Regions from separate parts of the Homo sapiens genome. Here region 2 is linked to region 1. Evidence: chromatin loops called from intact Hi-C (ENCODE). Cell type or tissue: MCF 10A. All regions are shown on one strand. Links, peaks and the distances in the headings refer to the core of each region. The heading gives the core; the rest is flanking DNA.

What was found. Hi-C counts contacts between places; a loop is a spot of excess contacts. Peaks named below come from ENCODE experiments on the same cell type or tissue, not always from the same donor. Only the 100,000 strongest peaks of a DNase experiment are listed, where the experiment ranks them.
Region 2: it touches region 1 in a loop (5-fold over the local background); 14 of 110 quality-filtered maps call a loop at or near these places.

The regions. Positions count from the first base shown.
Region 1 is chr5:61,160,695-61,169,984 of GRCh38, reverse strand. It overlaps SMIM15 (small integral membrane protein 15), which reads left to right and starts at 7,517. Exons shown (of 3, transcript NM_001048249.4): 1 at 7,517-7,768; 2 at 8,758-8,897. It overlaps SMIM15-AS1 (SMIM15 antisense RNA 1), which reads right to left and starts at 7,669. Exons shown (of 4, transcript NR_109908.1): 1 at 7,459-7,669. RefSeq lists enhancers at 6,829-6,888, 6,929-7,028, 7,559-7,818, 7,889-7,968, 7,454-8,350 and a silencer at 7,269-7,378. In MCF 10A, for the core only: no CTCF peak of the experiment used is centred there; DNase peaks (open chromatin) are centred at 7,454 and 7,784.
Region 2 is chr5:61,301,210-61,310,664 of GRCh38, reverse strand. It overlaps LOC105378993 (a long non-coding RNA gene), which reads left to right and starts at 1,174. Exons shown (of 3, transcript XR_948365.2): 1 at 1,174-1,458; 2 at 2,108-2,271; 3 at 4,682-4,749. In MCF 10A, for the core only: no CTCF peak of the experiment used is centred there; DNase peaks (open chromatin) are centred at 3,724 and 5,864.

The DNA.
Region 1 (9,290 bases), core at 5,156-9,155:
GCAGGAGGATTGTTTGAGGCCAGGAGTTTGAGACCAGCCCTGGCAACACAGCAAGACCCCATCTCTAATAAAATTAAAAAATAAAAAAGTAAAAGGGCACAATATGACACAGAGGACAATACCCTTGACAACATCATATTGCAAATGCAGTTAAAAATTTTTGCATGGTTACTTTAAGCAGTTAGCTTAGGTGAAGGTAGAAGGTCTAAATTAAAATGCTACTTGGTGAAGGCAATCGTGCTAGGGGCTGCTTTTGCAATACAAAGCTTTTACACTGAAGGCTTCTTAAACGTGAATTAGTCTTCCCAATGGGATAGCAATTCTAATTTAATGGCTAGGAGAACCCAGTACAGAAATAAAAAGTTACTTGACATAGCTAAAAATCATATAGGGACAGGCCTAATATTTGATCCTCTAGTTTCAGCCAGAAAGTTTAGGGTCTCTTACGATTTTAGCAGGACTACAACCCAAGGCTTCAGATTTACTGGACATTTTACTCCTCCAAAAGGATGGCTGCTAACTACAGGGAATTAGTTTGCAGCATGTACATGTATGGTGGCATTCTGGAGATTAAGCATTGTAAATATGAAGTCTTGGAGTTAAAAAAGCACACATCCAATTTTCAGTATTATGTCAACAAATATAAACTACCCAAAACAGCAATATATAATCACCTATATTGACTACGCTCAAAAAACACACTGAATTGGTTTTAAAATGGCAATGGCCATGGGTAGCAAGGAATTATCAACAACAGAAGCACCTGCTATCTAATCTTTCTCCCACAATCTGCGTTTGGAATCACAGGCTGGAAAGTATCTAGTGAGGGCATCTAGTCTGCGTATACACTCTTATCCCATTTTCAAAGATCTCTATTTAGATCTCTAGTCTAGCTTGCTCTTATCTTAAATCGTAGCACCTACGGCCTAGGACTAATTCTTTTTATCAATGAAAATGATGAATCACGACTTTCCTGTAAATACTTTTACGAAGTTGGAAATCATTAAGTAACTAGTCTTCTCTCATTAACACGATAACTACAATTATTTTAACCTTTCCCAAAACATCTTACTAATCTTTTAGACCTCTTCCTACTAGGGTATCTCACCACTTTCAAAACATACTTCAACAGTTTGGCACTTTACTATGAGCTTCACAAATATCCAGGATTTAAATTATTTCATAATTCCTTCAAACATTCTCAGTTTTATTTGTAAGCAACAATGCTACATCGTGAAATCAATTATTTAAAACAATGTTCTAGGTATTGGGGTAACCGACCTCATATAGCTTACATTCTAGTGGAAAAAATAGACAGTGAACCAGTAAACAAGGTATCAGATTGAGGTAAAAGCTGTGGAGAAAAAAAATGTTATGGGGGTGGAGAAGCCTTTTGTAATAGGTAGCACTTCATTTGAAACCTCTAGGAAGGCAGTAGCCCTGCAAACATATGAAAAGAACGTTTTAAGCAATTTTTGGCTAATGAAAGTTTAACGAGTAATCTGCTATATATTTATATGCATTCCTTCCAAATTATATAACCTTGTACTGCTCCCTATTGAATTTTATTGTTCTTATTTTGAAGACTAATTCTATCCTTTTTTTTTTTTTTTTTGAGACGGAGTCTCACCCTGTCACCCAGGCTGAAGTGCAGTGGCGCGATCTCGGCTCACTGCAAGCTCCGCCTCCCGGGTTCAAGTGATTCTCCTGCCTCAGCCTCCTGAGTAGCTGGGACTACAGGCACCCACCACCACGCCTGGCTAATTTTTTGTGTTTTTAGTCCACGCCCGGCTAATTTTTTTGTATTTTTAGTAGAGACGGGGTTTCACCATGTTAGCCAGGATGGTCTCGATCTCCTGACCTCTTGATCCACCCACCTTAGCCTCCCAAAGTGCTGGGATTACAGGCGTGAGCCACCGCACCCGGCCTCTATCTTTTATAAGCTTTTCATTATCTCCTTTAATTGGTGTATTCCAAAGTTTGAGACGCATGCCTTCTAATTTAAACAAGCATTTCTTAATAATATTAACTAACAGTTTAGGAGGTGTTTCTGCCAAACAACATTTAATAATGGTTGGAAAAATACTAACTGAAACAACTTATAGGATAGGCCTAAATGAGTTTTCCAGAAAACAATTTGGTCACACTTTGCAGGGAAAATAGGCTGAAACAGGCAGAGTATGACCCATTCAGAAGATGAGGCTAATGGGACCATGAACCACCGATGGGTTGGTCTAATAGCAGTGAAAGAGCCCAACAGAGAATTGAGAGGTTTATAATGTCATGTATGTGGGATGAAGAAGCCGATCAACTGGCAAGGTTGGAGAAAACCTTCCCCAGCACATTGGCTCTCTGAGACATGCTGCCACCACCTGGGCAATAGGCAATTTTGAAGTTTGGGGGGATTTTAGTTATTATCTGTTAACAATTATAGAATCAAAAAACATACTTTCATATTATAAAATCAGCATTTTTTGTCAAGAAAAATGAAAGACAAAAAACGCTGATTTCATAGAATGAAAGCATGTTTTTTGATTCTACAATGGTTTTGTTTTTCGATTAAAAAAGAGCAGAGATTTTGGCCAGATATACTTAAAATTCCTGCTTTATTTTTAAAGTCTCTGGTTCCCTATCTGTAAAATTAGTATAAAAATACAATCCTGTGGTGTTGTTTAGTTTCAGGATTAGTGATAATAAGTGTGAAGCACCTAGCCCAGCACCTGGTACATACTAAGTACTCAATAAGTAACTTTTTTTTTTTTTTTGAGATGGAGTTTTGCTCTTGTTGCCCAGGCTGCCAGGCTGGAGTGCGGTGGCGCGATCTCGGCTCACGGCAACCTCTGCCTCCTGGGTTCAAGCAATTCTCCTGCCTCAGCCTCCCGGGCAGCTGAGATTACAGGCATGCGCCACCATGCCTGGCTAATTTTGTATTTTCAGTAGAGACGGGGTTTCTCCATGTTGGTCAGGCTGATCTCGAACTCCTGACCTCAGGTGATCCACCAGCCTCGGCCTCCCAAAGAGCTGGAATAAGTAGCTTTTTTTTTTTTTTGAGATGGAGTTTCGCTCTTGTTGCCTAGGCAGGAGTGCAATGGCATGATCTCTGTTTGCTGCAACCTCCACCTCCTGGGTTCAAACAATTCTCCTGCCTCAGCCTGCCAAGTAGCTGGGATTACAGGCATGTGCCACCACGCCCAGCTAATTTTTTAATTTTAGTGGAGACGGGTTTCACCAAGTTCATCAGGCTGGTCTCGAACTCCTGACCTCAGGTGATCCACCTGCTTCTGCTTCACAAAGGGCTGGGATTACAGGCATGAGCCAATGTGCCTGGCCACAATAAGTAGCTTTAAAAAAAATTATTCTTCTGTATAAACTTTCAAATATCACTAAAATCTGATTATGCTAAAAAAAAAAAAATCACTGCCTGGGCACAGTGGCTCAGGCCTGTAATCCCAGCACTTTGGGAGGCTGAGGCGGGCAAATCACCCGACATCAGGAGTTTGAGACCAGCCTGTCCAATATGGTAAAAACCCATCCCTACAAAAAATACAAAAATTAGCTGGGCATGATGGTGCACGCCTGTAGTCCCAACTACTCGGGAGGCTGAGGCAGGAGAATCACTTGAACCTGGGAGGTGGAGGCTGCAGTGAGCTGAGATCGCACTACTGCACTCTAGCCTGGGCAAGAGAGCGAGACTCTGCCTCAAAATAAATAAATAAATAAAAATAAATAAATATTACATAAATGTGCCTATTAAGAAATGTTTTGCATTATGTTTCAATGGAAGTAAAAAACCTCACAAAATAAAATTTAGGGAAGAAACCAATTCCATCAAAGTAAGATGCAGGTAAGAGAACTCTCAAAGTCTTTTAGACACACTCAATTGTTATTATTAAACTATATTATTATCTTAATATTATCTGAATCTTATTCTGGTTTCACTACTTACAACTTTGACATGGGTTAGAATGAGATATAATTTTGCACCAATCAAGGGAAAAATACTTTTTAAGAAAAAAAATGGCATGGGACTGCCACAGGACTTCCATTCTCAATAGACAAAAGAATTTTATAAGGCTCTACTTATAAAATATAATTGCAATAGAGTACACTAGTGCTGAAGAGGCTGGTGGTGTGATATACTACACAGGAATTATCTTATGCAAAGGCAGGCCCTATTTCATTAACAGCATCAGGTTTAGTTAGTTTGGCTAAACTTACATGAATAATATTTTATTTCTTAAAAGTAAATAAAGCAGACCTTATTTCCTTGTTATTCTAAATTCGTATTCTGACAGACATTTGAGAGAATAAAAACCTGATTAAGGATCTTTTCAAACAAAGAAATAAGATCTTGTCCTGGAACAGTGGCTCACACCTGTAGTGCCAGCACTTTGAAAGACAAAGGCAGGAGGATCACTTCAGGCAAGGAGTTTGGGACCAGCCTGGGCAACAGAGTGAAACCCTGCCTCTAGAAAAAAATTTTTAAAAATTAGTTGGGCATAGTGGCATGCATCTGTAGTCCCAGCTACTCTAGAGGCTGAGGTGGGAGGATCGCTTGAGCCCAGGCAGTCAAGGCTGCAGTGAGCAGTGATGGACCCACTGCACCCCAGCGTGGGTGACTTAGTGAGACCCTGTCTCAAAAAAAAAAAAAAAAAAAATCACTGAAACTCATTCTCTCTAGTTGGGCTTGACTTAGAACTGAATACATTAAGCAGAAAATTAACACTGGTCATAGGTTTAAAAAATAATGAGTATGCTAAGCTGGGCATGGTGGCTTGTGGCTGTAGTCCCAGCTATTCAGAAGGTGAGGAGTGAGGATCCCTTGAGCCCAGGAGTTCGAAGAGGCAGTGGGCTATGATCGCACCACTGCATTCCAGCTGGGCCAGAGCAAGACCGTGTTTAAAAAAAAAAAAAAAAAAAAAGGCCAGGCGCGGTGGTGGCTCACGCCTGTAATCCCAGCACTTTGGGAGGCCGAGGCGGGTGGATCACGAGGTCAAGAAATCGAGACCATCCTGGCCAAATGGTGAAACCCCATCTATACTAAAAATACAAAAATTAGCTGGGCGTGGTGATGCCCGCCTGTAGTCCCAAGTACTCAGAAGGCTGAGGCAGGAGAATCGCTTGAACCTGGGAGGTGGAGGGTGCAGTGAGCCAAGATCGCAGCACTGCACTCCAGCCCTGGTGACAGAGACTCCGTCTCAAAATTAAAAAAAAAAAAAAAAAAAAAGACCTTAAGAAAACTTGCAATAATGTTTCTATCAAATACCTTACTATGCTATTTATTTAAGAAAAATGACCAAATCCAGTCCAATTTACAGATTTTAAAGCTGAAAGGGCATTGGAGATTGCCTAGTATGCTTTCCACATATCTAAGTGGAAACACACTCAGAGTGATTTATCAGAGTATACATAACATTACTGTACCACAACTGTGAATCTCAGTTCACGAGCTCAGACTTCTCTTTATGGAAAGTAGTTCACAGTATTTGAATCAATCCTGACACCACCTTTAGTTAAGGCAATGCAGACTGCAGTAAGGAGCTCCACTGTGGCAACCCCTATGCTGTTCCTGGTCTTGCAGACTGTCCTGTAACTTGAAGCTAGATGAGCAAACTTAGATTGTAAAGGCATGGTCTAGATCAGCAGTCTCCAACCTTAATGGCATCCAGGACTGGTTTCGTGGAAAACAATTTTTCCATGGACGGGGATGGGGGATGCTTTCAGGATGAAGCTGTTCCACCTCAGATCATCAGGCATTAGATTATCATAAGGAGCGCACAACCTAGATCCCTCGCACATGCAGTTCACATTACGGTTCGCACCATGAGAATCTAATGATGCTGCTGATCTGACAGGAGGCGGAACTTAGACGGAAATGCTCACTCACCCATCGCTCACCTCCTGCTGTGCGGCCCCGTTCCTAACAGGCTGCAAACCAGGTACCAGTCCGTCGTTGGGGACCCCTGGTCTAGATTACAGCTAAAGAACTACAAAGGCTTTCTCTTTATATGCCCTTCCTTCCTGCCCAAGACTTCTGGGCTTTTAACTAGGGATGCAGCACTGCAAGTATCCGGAGGCAGTAACTGGGAAAACCACCTATCATGATTAAAATAAAACACGCATTGGCCTCTGGAACGAAGGATGTTAAAATAATACATTCTGCCCACATCTTGGATTCAAGACTTGGGGAAGTTTTAGAAAAATCAGTTATCTCAAGTAAGTATTCAGTGCACACAATCCAGTGACTGAGTCTACTTTTTCTGGCTACTAAGGTACAGGCTAGGCCTAAGCAGCATAGGCTTTGAAACTATCATCCAGGTTTTCAAATAAAAAGGAGTAAGAAAACAACTGCTGGTAATACAACATTACAAACATTAACATATGCCCAACGAACAGTATCGTAGATCGTTAGATTATCTGCCAAAAGCCTGTTCCCTGGTAAATAACAGTTATTGTTGTTTTACCTAAACTAGTTAAACATGTCGCAGCTTGCTCCTGAAAGAGAACATTCTATAGTCTTTGGAGAATCAGTGAAGAGGTCTTGCAACATTTGTCAGAGGTAGTCAAACAGTGCAAGCAATCACAAAATTTGGTCACCAACCAAACCAGATTAGCTAATCTTTCAGTTCCTGTAGATTAGAAGACAATATTAACTCACCCTTTCTGCATGTTGACTTTTGCATCCCTTTATTTGTGTATTGAAAGAACAAGCACCTCTATGGGAACTCTATGCCCTGACAGTTTAATTACTTATCAAGTTTACTCTGGGCCGGTATTGATCATTCTTTCGTGAAACGAATTAGATACTTAAATTAAAAACAAACAACAAAACCCCCCTTTTCACATAGCATGGCGGCATGTCCCTTGGTAACAAGGTTGAGTGGATCCACCAAGGCCCAGTAGCTTGCCTCCTTTTCGTAAGGATGTAACTATTGTCCAACCAGAAGAGAGAGGCATGGAGTGGGATGTGCACCAGGATGAACTCGCCGGAATCGTCAAGAGTCGTTGTGTGACCCTCACCTTGACTTCGGGCGTTTTGTGGGGACCCAACTGCTTTCTTGCCGCTGCTCTTTGGTCTGAGTTTCCCTCAGCCAAACACTTCACCCACCCATGACCCTCCAACTGTCCCGCTACAGCAGGGGATGGGGGTTGTCTTCCGATCGACCTCGGGGGGCAAAGGCAAAAGTCCCTAGCTGCTTCGGAACCGCTCCTCGAGTCCTGAAGCCGCTCCACGCCTCCTCGCCCACCACTTGGTCCCCGCAGGACGTGGCAGTCTCGGGCTCCAGCCTGGAAAGGAGCCCGCCCGGGTGCCGTCACCCGCCCCGCGCGGCCTCACCTGCCGCTCCCCGGAAATCTCAGCGCTGCCCTGCCCCCGCCCCCACCCTCCCGCGTCCTCCAACTCGAGGTCCCAAGACCCACACAGCAATGGCGCAGCCGGAAACTGGGCCCTAGACTTACTCACGCCCGGCTGGCGGCTCGGGTCGCCTGTGGGCGGGACGCAAAGGCCGCGACTTCCGCCTTCCTGCTTCCGGTCTGGCGGTGAGTGGGGAGTGGGATCCGATCCCGTGGGGCTATGTAGGGGAAGTTGGTGGCTGCAGCTGCCGTGGTTTTCTCCTGGTGTCCAGCAGAAACGGCGGCGGCGCAAGGTGTGGCTGGGCCAACCCAGGATCTCCCAGGACCCTCCGCTCTGCGCGACAAGGGGCCCGCGCTTGCCAAGGCCGACGGGCAGGAGTGAACGTGGCCTCCGTGGGTCTGCAGCCCCGATAGGGTAAGGAGGGAAGAGTGAGCAAGGGAGAAACGTAAGGAATAAGGGAAAGACAAAGGAGGAAGTGCGGACGGCCGTCAAGTGCTACCCGTTGCAGCCGCAGGGGCCACGCGGGTCTGGTTGGGAGATCGAGCCTGGTCGATCCGTTTTGGGCGGAAGAGTAGGATTTATTCCTGAAAGTGTGGAGGCGCGAGCGTTTGGGTCCGAAGTTGAGTTGCAGGGAGATGTGTGGCCTGTGGACCATGGCTCTTTTACTGCAAAGTTCTTTTGCTTATTTCTGAAACTTACATTGTTTATTCGCTACTGGGCTGGAGAAGGTGAAGGCAGATCGATCTCAGTAGTACCTAATTCTAACTGTATGGGTGAGGTCGTATGAAGTCCAGGAGCTAAGATATTTAACGTATTAGGCACTTTCATGTGTGTTCAGTTGAAAATCGTGGGGAAGATATAATTAAAACTAGTCACAGTTTTCTTGGGGTAATGGGACTGTGGGTGAATTACTATAATTTGTTTGGTTATGTCTTCTAATTTTTTAAGTAAAGGACACAAATTGTATGATGGACCCAAAAAAACCTTTATAAAGAGTAAGATGAGCTGTTTGATTTTGTAGTGGTGTACCTAATCCAGTAAATAAATGAGTGGCAACATTTTTAGTATAAAAATTGAAAATCTAGGAACGGATACGCTGTGTAAGTCAGTCAGTGAGCCAACTTGTCTCCCGTATGTCAATGAACTAAAAAAATTTTATTATTGAAATAAGTAACTTAGTAAAATACTTGATTTCCAGTAATTAGGATTTTCTTACAGGGCATTTGCAATTGTAAATTCAAATGAGGAAGAAACGTATTAAGTTACTATACCGGATAGGCAATTTTAGATGTCATATAGGTTGCATATATACAATATAGAAATTTTCCATTTAAAATTTTATTACAATTATCCTGAAATTGTGACTTAAATTTTGTTTTATTTTTTGTATTCTTTCCAACTAGCCAATTGTACAGAATTTAAACCGTCTCTCAGATGTGTACAGTAGAACTCAAGAAGACAGACTACCAAGGGTCATCTGAAGTCGTGATTGGGTCACTAATAACACCAGGACAAAGTTAAGGGATCACTACTCAAGCATAAGGTAGATGATTTTTTTAAAAAAATTCCAGTTGAAATTGTAAGTGGATGTATATACACTCATTCCCTACCCAGGTATTCTAATTCTCCACTTTGAATAGCGGTTGACACAAACATGAAAGGGAGAAAAGCCTCTGGGGCAAAATAGAAAACGTCACTCAAGTCACATAATCCTCATTTGCCAGTTGCCTTTTCCTTACACTCAAAAAGGAACAAAACACATGGCATCTGTTAAGGCTACTTTCTCATTTATTAAATTAGGCTTATTCCAACAGAGGTCCTCAAAGCTGAAAGGGCATAAAATAGCACAGTACTTTTTGCTTCTTTGGCATATTAATGCGATGTCATGACTCCCTTACCCTCTCCTTCCCATTCGGGGAAATAGTCATCTCTCCTT
Region 2 (9,455 bases), core at 3,417-7,416, 140 kb before region 1:
AAAGTGTGCCGTTTAGTATGTTCACAGAGTTCTTCTTCTTCTTCTTCTTCTTCTTCTTCTTCTTCTTCTTCTTCTTCTTCTTCTTCTTCTTCTTATTATTATTATTATTATTATTATATCGAGACAGAGTCTCACTCTGTCACCCAGGCTGGGGTGCAGTGGCGTGATCTCGGCTCACTGCAACCTCCACCTCCTGGGTTCAAGTGATTCTCCTGCCTCAGCCTCCCGAGTAGCTGGGACTACAGGCACGTCCCACCACGACTGGCTAATTTTTTGTATTTTTAGTAGAGACGGGGTTTTGCCATTTTGGCCAGGCTGGTCTCTAACTCTTGACCTCAAGTGATCCGCCCACCTCAGCCTCCCAAAATGTTGGGATTACAGGCATGAGCCACCGTGCCCAGTCTGTGTTCATAGAGTTCTACAATCACACCACAGTCAATTTTTTTTTCTTTTTTTTGGTGTCAGGGTCTTGCTCTGTTCAGGTTGGAGTGCAGTAGTGTGATCATAGCTCACTGCAGCCTTGAACTCCTAGACTCAAGCCATCCTCTCACCTCAGCTTCCCAAGTAGGTGGGAACACAGGTGCGCACCACCATGCCCTGCTAACTTTTTCTATTTTGTAGAGATAGTTTCTCACTATGTTGGCCAGGCTGGTCTCGAACTCCTGGCCTCAACTGATCTTCCCATTTTGGCCTCCCAAAGTGCTAGGATTACAGGCATGGCCTCATGATCAATATTAGAATTTTTTTTCACCCCATAAAGAAACCCCATACCATTGCACCCACTTTCCATTTCCCTCCAAATCTCCCCAGCCCTAGGCAACCACTAATCTACCTTTTGTCTCTACGGATTTGCCTATTGGCCATTTCATATAAATGGAATCATGCAATGGGTAGCCTTTTGTGTCTGGCTTCTTTCCCTTAGCACAATGTTTTCAAAGTTCATCCATGTTATAGCATTCATTTTAGTCGTGTATTTTATTTAACCCAATCAACCCAAAGTATTATCATTTTAACATATAGTAAAAAAAGGATTAATAATATATTTTACTTTTTAAAAATATGTCTTTGAATTTTGGTGTGTGTTTTTACAAATACAGCACATTTTAAGTGCCCAGTAGCTACATGTGGCTAGTGGCTACTGTAAACAGCACAGCCCTAGTCAAAGTCTTTTGTGTTACCTTTTAAAAACAAGAACAACAACTCTCTCCACTTACCACCTCTATCCTGGGGACTCCCTCACCCCCATCAGCACCTACACCATCATTCACAGGTGGCTTGAGGATTTTAAGGCGGTCACTATGTTGCGGTGCTCAATTCTTCTTTCTCTTCCCTCCTAGAAGGTTCCCGGCTCCTGCTTCTGCCTTGTCCATTGCAACTGAGATCAAAGCCCTCAAGCAGATAACTGGAGCTCACCCTGCCTGCTTGCAACCTGCTTGCCCTGTTTCCCTGTGCCTCATGGTTAGACGATGCATCTTGTTAAAGTGAAACGTTCTGTTTCCCTTCATGAGAACACTCTAGAAAAACCTAACAAGAGAAGCTTTCCTCTTACTTTAAGAAAACAAGCTTGTCATTTCTTAATTTTCTCCCTGGTCCATTTTCAACACCCATTGTTTTGCTCAGAGTGGCTCTAAGCACTCAGATAAAGCTCACTGCTAGGGGTAGATTTGTGAAATTGCTACAAGCTTCCTCACAGCTTTCTCCTGCTCTTGTCAGCCATCTCCCCAAGAAAATGGATGTTTAATCAGTGCAAGGGTACATTTTATTAGTCTGGCTCATCAGCCATCACCTTCATTCAGGCTCAAGGGAGACCACAGAAAGAAACCTACAGTGCTGGCAGTGGCTGCCCAGGATGCAGGAATTTCAACACGAAGCAGCCCCTTTATGAACTAAGCACAGTATTTATCTCAGTATAGCTCTGTCTGTATGGTAATAAGTAAGTTATTTCTAAACCTTTGTGACTCAAGACTGGCACATGAAAATGTTTGTGAAATTACCTTTTTGAGGGAAAAGCTTAAAAAATTATTTAGTTCACAAAATGGAAGATTGAGGGCAAGTTTAATAGAAATGTGAGAACAGCAATATCAGCATCTTTCCTGTTTCTCTTTAGAGTCGGAAGGGAGAGAATGTGCTAAAATCGCTGCAGAAGGAATTTGGTGTTGACTTTCGGAAGAATTTCCTGCTAATAATATTGAAGTGCTGGAGAACCTCACAGAAGGAGCTTCAGGGTTTCGTTCTATCAGCATCTCCTGAGCACCTTCTGGAGATTTCCTGGTTTGTGTCTAATTCTGTCCTACAACTAAATCGGGAAGATTTCACCCAAATGCTTTTCCAGAGTCTGATTTTCCTAAACTGAAGTGTTGCTATCTCTTTTTTCAAACTTAACTCTTCTTTTTATTCTCAGCCACCTATGAATTTTCCCTGGGCCCACAAGTCCTAGAGCCTGCCATACACACACACACACACACACACACACACACACACACACACACACACACAAGCTTTAAAAATTAAGCATTATTCAAAAAGTAGAAAATCTACACAAGTCAAGAGTTCTTTAGCCTCTTGGTCAAAAAGCCATTCATAAAGCAATGGCATTCTGGGAAAAGTGGCAGCAATGGTAGTCACCTCAAAGGTTTGGAGACTTCCTGTGAGCTTATTTATATCAACTACCTCTTTTTATTCAACTAAAACCTTGTTTTCTACAGAAAATGGCAATACCATTACCATTCTAGGATTCCCTGTGTTAGGCCTCACCCTGTAATGGCTTGGCTGTCTATGCAGAACAGTTAAAACACTCAGAGCCCCAGGGAATGTCATAAAATTTTACCATATCCAGTGACACCCTATTCAATGAGTTGTAGAGAACCAAGTTTTCTTCTGAACACCCTGGCTATGAATCATTGAATTGCAGACTTCCATTTGGAGTTGTTTTCCTGTTGTAATTAATTTTTCCTTGTGTTATGCACATTCATGAGCACCTAACCTTTTTTAGGGATGCATGTCTAATTCCACATAATTCTGAAATTCTTCAGTTGTTTACACGGCAATCTTGTGTGATCCAGGCTACTCTATTATTGCTATCATTTTAAGACTGAGACATCTTAATAGTCCCATTTTTTTTCTTTTCCTCTTGCTTATTTCCAAATGGAAGGAATTCTTATGAGGTAATAGGGCAGTGGGGAGGAGACGGTTTGCTTTAACTTCTGCTAGTTATTCCATGTTATGCCCGAGTGGGTTATTTGCATCTGGTCTCTATTTGTTAACATCAATGGGCTGTGTTTGCATAACTAGATCAAATTATGAAAGGATTTCCATTTTGAATGGTTAACTCTCACCAAATACAAACACACACACACACACACACATGCACACACACACACACACACACACACCACACACGATCAAGCTCCAAGCTGGAGACACCAGCCTTGGGAAACCTTTGCTAGAGAAAAAAGGATTCCCCTACAGTTCATCACAAAGCTGTTCTGGTTTCAATTTCCCCTCTCCTTTTGAAATAAGATCCATTACCCTCAGCCCTCTACCTAGAGTAAAGTAGCTGGGACTTGGAGGAAGTGGCATGGCAGACCACCCAACAACAGGGGCGTCTGATGTGGAAAGGAAAAGTTAAACCAAAAATCTAAAGATGATGTCAAAGAGATGAATCATGCTCCCATTTCTCTCCAGTGAAGATCCGCACGCTGGAGTGTTCAGTTACTCACCCAGCTAGAAGGGGCTGGACTAAGTCACTTTCCAGTCCATACCTCAGCCTTCAGGCAGTGTGCAACAAACCCTTTCAAGAGACTCTTTCGCTTTCAAGTTCTTGAGAAATGTTTCTATTCTCTAAACTCCTCAGGCTGTCTTCTGTCAACATACCTATCTCTTCCTTTTACTCATACACATTTTCTTATCACTATCTGATGTGTTTTGTCCCTTCCACTAAGCTGTGAAGTTCCTGAAGCCAAAGAATGGGTCTTGTTCCACCAGAGGGTGGCCAGCACCTCCATGCTAATACCAGGGACAGGGGAGTTATCCCACATCGCTGAGCTTGCATTACTTGTTTTGTTATCACTCTGGATCAAGATTCTCTCCCTTAGATTGTGAAATTTGAGAGAGCAGGACCTCAGTTAGTGAAAAATGCAAGTGACTCCCTGCCAGAGTCAGCTTCACTAGTGGATCCAGGAAGCAGCCACATCTAGGGTGTGTGATTTGAGGGGTTTTGGAAACACCTTCCACCCTCAACTTCTAAAATTCCACCAACTGTCACTTTTTTCACTTACTGTTTTGAGCCTTTTTCAAATACGAAGTCATACATGTAGTGTGACTTTAAAACCTTTTAATGATCTTCATATAATTTATATAACTTATCATGTTACTGCTTAGAGTAGATAAAGGAAAGATACTGAGTGTGGGAAAAGGAGGAGATATGACCAGAAAGGTGGGAGGGAAGTTTGGATGTCAGTCGGCCCTAATCACACCAAAATCTTTTCAATAATGTGTGATGGTGTTGTTATGAAGCATTTCTCTCTATCCAAAAGCACAGCAGATTCTTTGTGTATTGACTAGAATATGAATAAGATTGGGTGCATTTAAAGAGTGCTCACTGTATGCCAGCGAGTGCTCTAAATGCCTATGAGCAACCCAGTAGACCCTGCAACTCCCTGTTATCCTTCCAATTTTACAGATGAGAAAACAGAGGGATGGGGGATCCAAAAGTCACCAAGGCAAGAAGGTGGCAGACCAAGAAGAAGAGTAAGAATTACTGACACTTTTATTTTTATTCCTTTTTTTTTTTTTTTTTTTTTTTGAGACAAGGTATCACTCTGTTTCCCCAGCTGGAGGGCAGTACTGCCATCATAGCTCACTGCAGCCTTGAACTTCTGGACTCAAGGGATCCTTCCTACTCTGTCTCTTGAGTAGCTGGGATTACAGGAAAGAGCCACCATGCCTGTTTGATATTTTTAAAAAGAAATTTTTGTAGACGCAGGTCTCGCTATGTTGCCCAAGCTGATCTCAGACTCCTGGACTCAAACAATCCTCCCACCTTGGCCTCCCAAATTTCAGGGGTTGGGAGCCTCACTCATTATTATCTTTGAAATAATTAAGCTCACCTTCCCTCATCCCTTTCCCACATTCACCCTCATGATTTTCATCCTTCTCCCCTCTTGCCACTTACCTTAGATAATCCTAATGAATCCTAAATGTGGGAAATAAAGTTTCACCTAAGGAGGCAAAAACGATGTTCTTGGCATACATAAGGTCCTCCTACAAAGAAGAGTTTTCAAGAAATGGCAACCAATATGCTGTCATTGACAACACTTTTTAAAATGTAAATTGTGATTCAATACTTTAAAAGTACCCAGGGATTCCTCTAAATTGCAATACGCCCATTGGGGTGATTCCCCGCCCCCCCCCCCACACACACTATTGACTAAACAGAGATTATAACCATGGCAACCTTTACATCACTTGACACATGAATATGGAGCACAGCCTTCCTGGTGGGGAGGTGTGCTGCTCTGTGTATGTACCCTGTATGCTGTTATAAGACGTGTGTAAACAGACACTCACGTGACTCAGCCAACAACTTCTTTTCCTTAAAGAGGATGGGTTGAGAAAGTTCATCCTGTGGCTCTGACTAGAGAAGATAGAGTCCTTATTAACCTTTAGATTAGAAAAATTAAATATATTTGTTTCCTAGAATCTAGGTGATTGCCCAATAAATAGGAGGAGAACAAGTTAAAGTTAAAAAAAGAAAAGCAGATAAATAGCAGAGCAAGAGGCAGGATGCATCATGCCTCGGTCACTACATGTTTGCAGGGTTTTGTTAAAGACAATGGTATGACGTTGAAACTTGGATTGCCTTGAGTACACCCTCACAGCGCTGCTCGTGGGGCAAGCATGCCTGGGAGATGACCTGGGGCACCACGCCCTGCCTATCTCAGACAAGGAACTCCAGGCAGCAGTGGCGAAGCTAAGCAGCTCCATCCTTAAGGGGCGGAGGCCGGCTCATATTTGCCTATTAGGGCCGTGGGACGCCGAGGTTCTGCTGGGTCCCTCCTGGAAATAGATCCTTCCCAGCCAGCACCCGAAGTCAGCAGCAGAGGGCAAAGCACCTGGGCTTTATTTAGCTCCAAGCTCCACGATCCTCCTGGTGAGTTTGAGCCTAAGGGGTTTTTACATGTAGTGTGACTTAAAACCTTTTAGCAATCTTCATATAATTTATATAAAAGAAATAGCTCTTTAGCCAGTGTGGTGGCTCATGCCTGTAATTCCACCTACTGGAGAGGCTGAGGCAGGAGGATTGCTTGAGCCCAGGAGTTGGAGACCAACTTGGGCAACATAGTGAGACCCTTGTCTCTAAAAAAAAATGTTTTTTAAGTAGCCGAGTGTGATGGTGTGTGCTTAGTGTCCCAGCCACTTGGGAGGCTGAAGCGGAAGGATCCTTTGAGCCCAGGAGTTCAAAGCTTCAGGGAGCTATGATCGAACCAACTGCACTCCTGCCTGGGTGACAGAGTGAGATCCTGTCTCTGAAAAGAAAGAAAGAAAAGAAAAGAAATAGCTCTTTGAAGCAAACCTCTTAAACCTTTAAAAATTGTCTTTGTAACTTGGGGGCTTGTTTGAGTCCAGGAGTTTGAGATCAGCTTGGGCAGCATAGCAAGACCTGTGTCTACAAAAATTTCTTTTTTAAAAAATCAAACGGATAAGGTGGCTCTTTCCTGTAATCCCAGCTACTCGGGAGACAGAGTAGGAAGGATCCCTTGAGCCCAGGAGTGCCAGGATGCAGTGAGCTATGATGGCACCACTGCCCTCCAGCCTGGGCAACAGAGTGATACCTCATCTCAAAAATTATCTTTGTAACTTGGGTTGACTAATCTCTATTATGAACTATGCAGGGAATTCACCAAATTTATCCTTTCCTTTAATTTTTATCACGAGGCTATGTTTTATGTTCTTGTACAAAGATAGTGTAGATTCAACTTACTGACATTTTTGGAGGCTTGGAACTACCAATAAAGCACTGATAATTATTGTGCTTTACTCTTGAGCTTGTAAAATGCAAGTAGTATGTTTTTAACTTTGAATGAAAACTTTCACTTTCGTGAGGACCTTGGCTTGCAGCTATATCGAGTGCTACAAAAAAATGCTGATAGCTCCTTAGGCTGGACATCCTCTACTTTTTCTCAGCCACGAGTTTTAGACATGCAGTAAGGATTCTTCCTTAAAAAAAAAAGAAAAGATTCTATCTACAGTTAACAAAAGTTAGAGGGGTTCTTTTTAATTCTGGAAGGAAAAGGAACTTTTTTTTGGAGAATATCTCAACCCACGCATAGTAATAAGCACATTATATAATACTTTCAGATACTAACCTTCATTTTCTCTTTCTTAAAGAACTGGTGGTAACCCTTCACTGATGGAGAGAGGGAAATGTAATTGTTCACACTTACTCTGGAGAACTTTTGAACATTTCATGAGGTCTTATTATTAGCTCTGCAATGACATGTCAGCTTCTGTCTTCAGGATGTTTAATTAGAGATTCATTTCTTTTTGAAAGTGCTGTGTTTAGGCACTGAGTCCTATTCAACTTTTTCCCAGGGAAGGCTTTACATCCCTCTGAAATAGCTATTACTGAGTGATGCTGCAGCTCTTGGTGTCTCTAACCTGGGCACTCTGTTTGCAGCCATATGCCCTTACTACTGAAGACCACAGTTCTCTCTCAGCACTGTGGCAAAGGCAGAGGCATTTAAAAAGCCCTACCTAATGGGAATATTTTCTTCCTGCTTGGAGTTTGAGTGTAAATGGTTCCTTCACGGGATGAATTATGAATGAGATCATTAACTAGCCCTTGTCTGTTACCCAAGGTATTGCTGTTTGAAAACTTCATGTTCAATATCACCCTGAGTGCACGAAACCCAGGCCTTGAGGAAATGCTGACATATTAAAGGCAGTATAGATGAAGTGGGTGGGCCATCAGGTCATTTAGCCTCAAGCTCAAGGAGGCCCTAGACTGTGGCTGCCATTCTGCAGCAAATTTGTTTAGGAAAACAGAGTGCATCTCATCCTAACATAGATCCTAAATTAAATCCATCAAACTGTCAACTCTCACTATACCGGCAGGAGAAAGGCCAGATACAGTAGTAAGGGGCATCGGAATCTGTAAGCTTCTTTCTTTGTCCTTTCTGAGGCTCTTAGACAGTCCACATACCTGTTGATGCAGTAATACTTTGCCAATTCTTACAACTGTCACTAGTTAGATTTTGTTATACCTGCTGTCATCAGTCAACAAACCTCTCTTGTTGGTAAGGTATGTCAAAGGCCATGACAATACCAGAGATGAATATGAAGTGTTCCAACAGCAAAAAGAAGTATCTGTCACCCACATTGCTGACCTGTTGGTAAGAAAAGGCATATGAAGATGTAGCGCTGGCTGGAAAGAGGGGCGCCACCAGATGATAGACAGCTGATCCCTAGCAGAGGTCTGCGTTACCTGCAGGGGTGAGCTGAGCCCTGGCTCTTGGGAGAACTGCTCTCTGCACTTGCAATCAGAGGCAGGGCACACAGAAGGGGCCCTGGGAGGCTGGGAGTATGCTCAGGCAAACGTGAAACTCAAGCCTGAAAGCTAAGCCCCAAATCCAAATATGCTGTTACGCAAAGCGTTCGCAGATTGGCTGGCGTTTGATTCTCGTATGAGGTTACTTGTTGGCTTGTGCTGAGTAATTCTCTGGCATGCCTGTGGCTTGTCAGTGGCATTCCTTCCTGAGTCACCACTGGACCCACAGCCTGGCTCAGGGAGCAAGGTCCAGCACTGTCCAAGAGCCTTTCTTTTCAGATGAATCCTAAAGCCCACTGTCCAGATTTGCAGATGTCACCACGCTTGCTTTTCCATCTTCAGAGATGAGCTGGTAGGCATTTGCAGTGAGGAAGGACTTGAGGAAACATTTTGGGGGTTGCACCTAACTGTTGAAGTGATGAATATTTGTCTGTCATCAGCTGGATGAGAAGAGTTAAAATCCCTGCCAGAACTTTGGAGGCCTAGGGAGATGGCATCTCTCACAGGAGCAGCATTAGGCCAATTACAATGCTCAGCATTTCCCCCAACACCCTAGGTTCAGAGTTCTTTGCAATCAGTTTGTTTCCTTTAGCTGAGTTTCTTAAACACACATCACCCCTTGTGGAGCTCTCTGGGCCTCCACCCAAAAGCTAAAGGATACAAAGAGGCAGAAGAAAAGACTGAGCAGCAGACTCTACCCAAGAGGGAAACCAAGCCAAACATTTCAGCGTTTCATTATTCTCCAAAAGCCTGTCAATACTACAAAGGGGAAACTGGGAACAGCCAAAATGTGCAGCATAAAAGGTTGGCCACATAGATGATGGGAAAACAAGCCATCATTAAAATCGTGCTGTAGACTGTAGAAGAAACTTTAATGATGTGGAAAAATATAAACAATATATTGTTA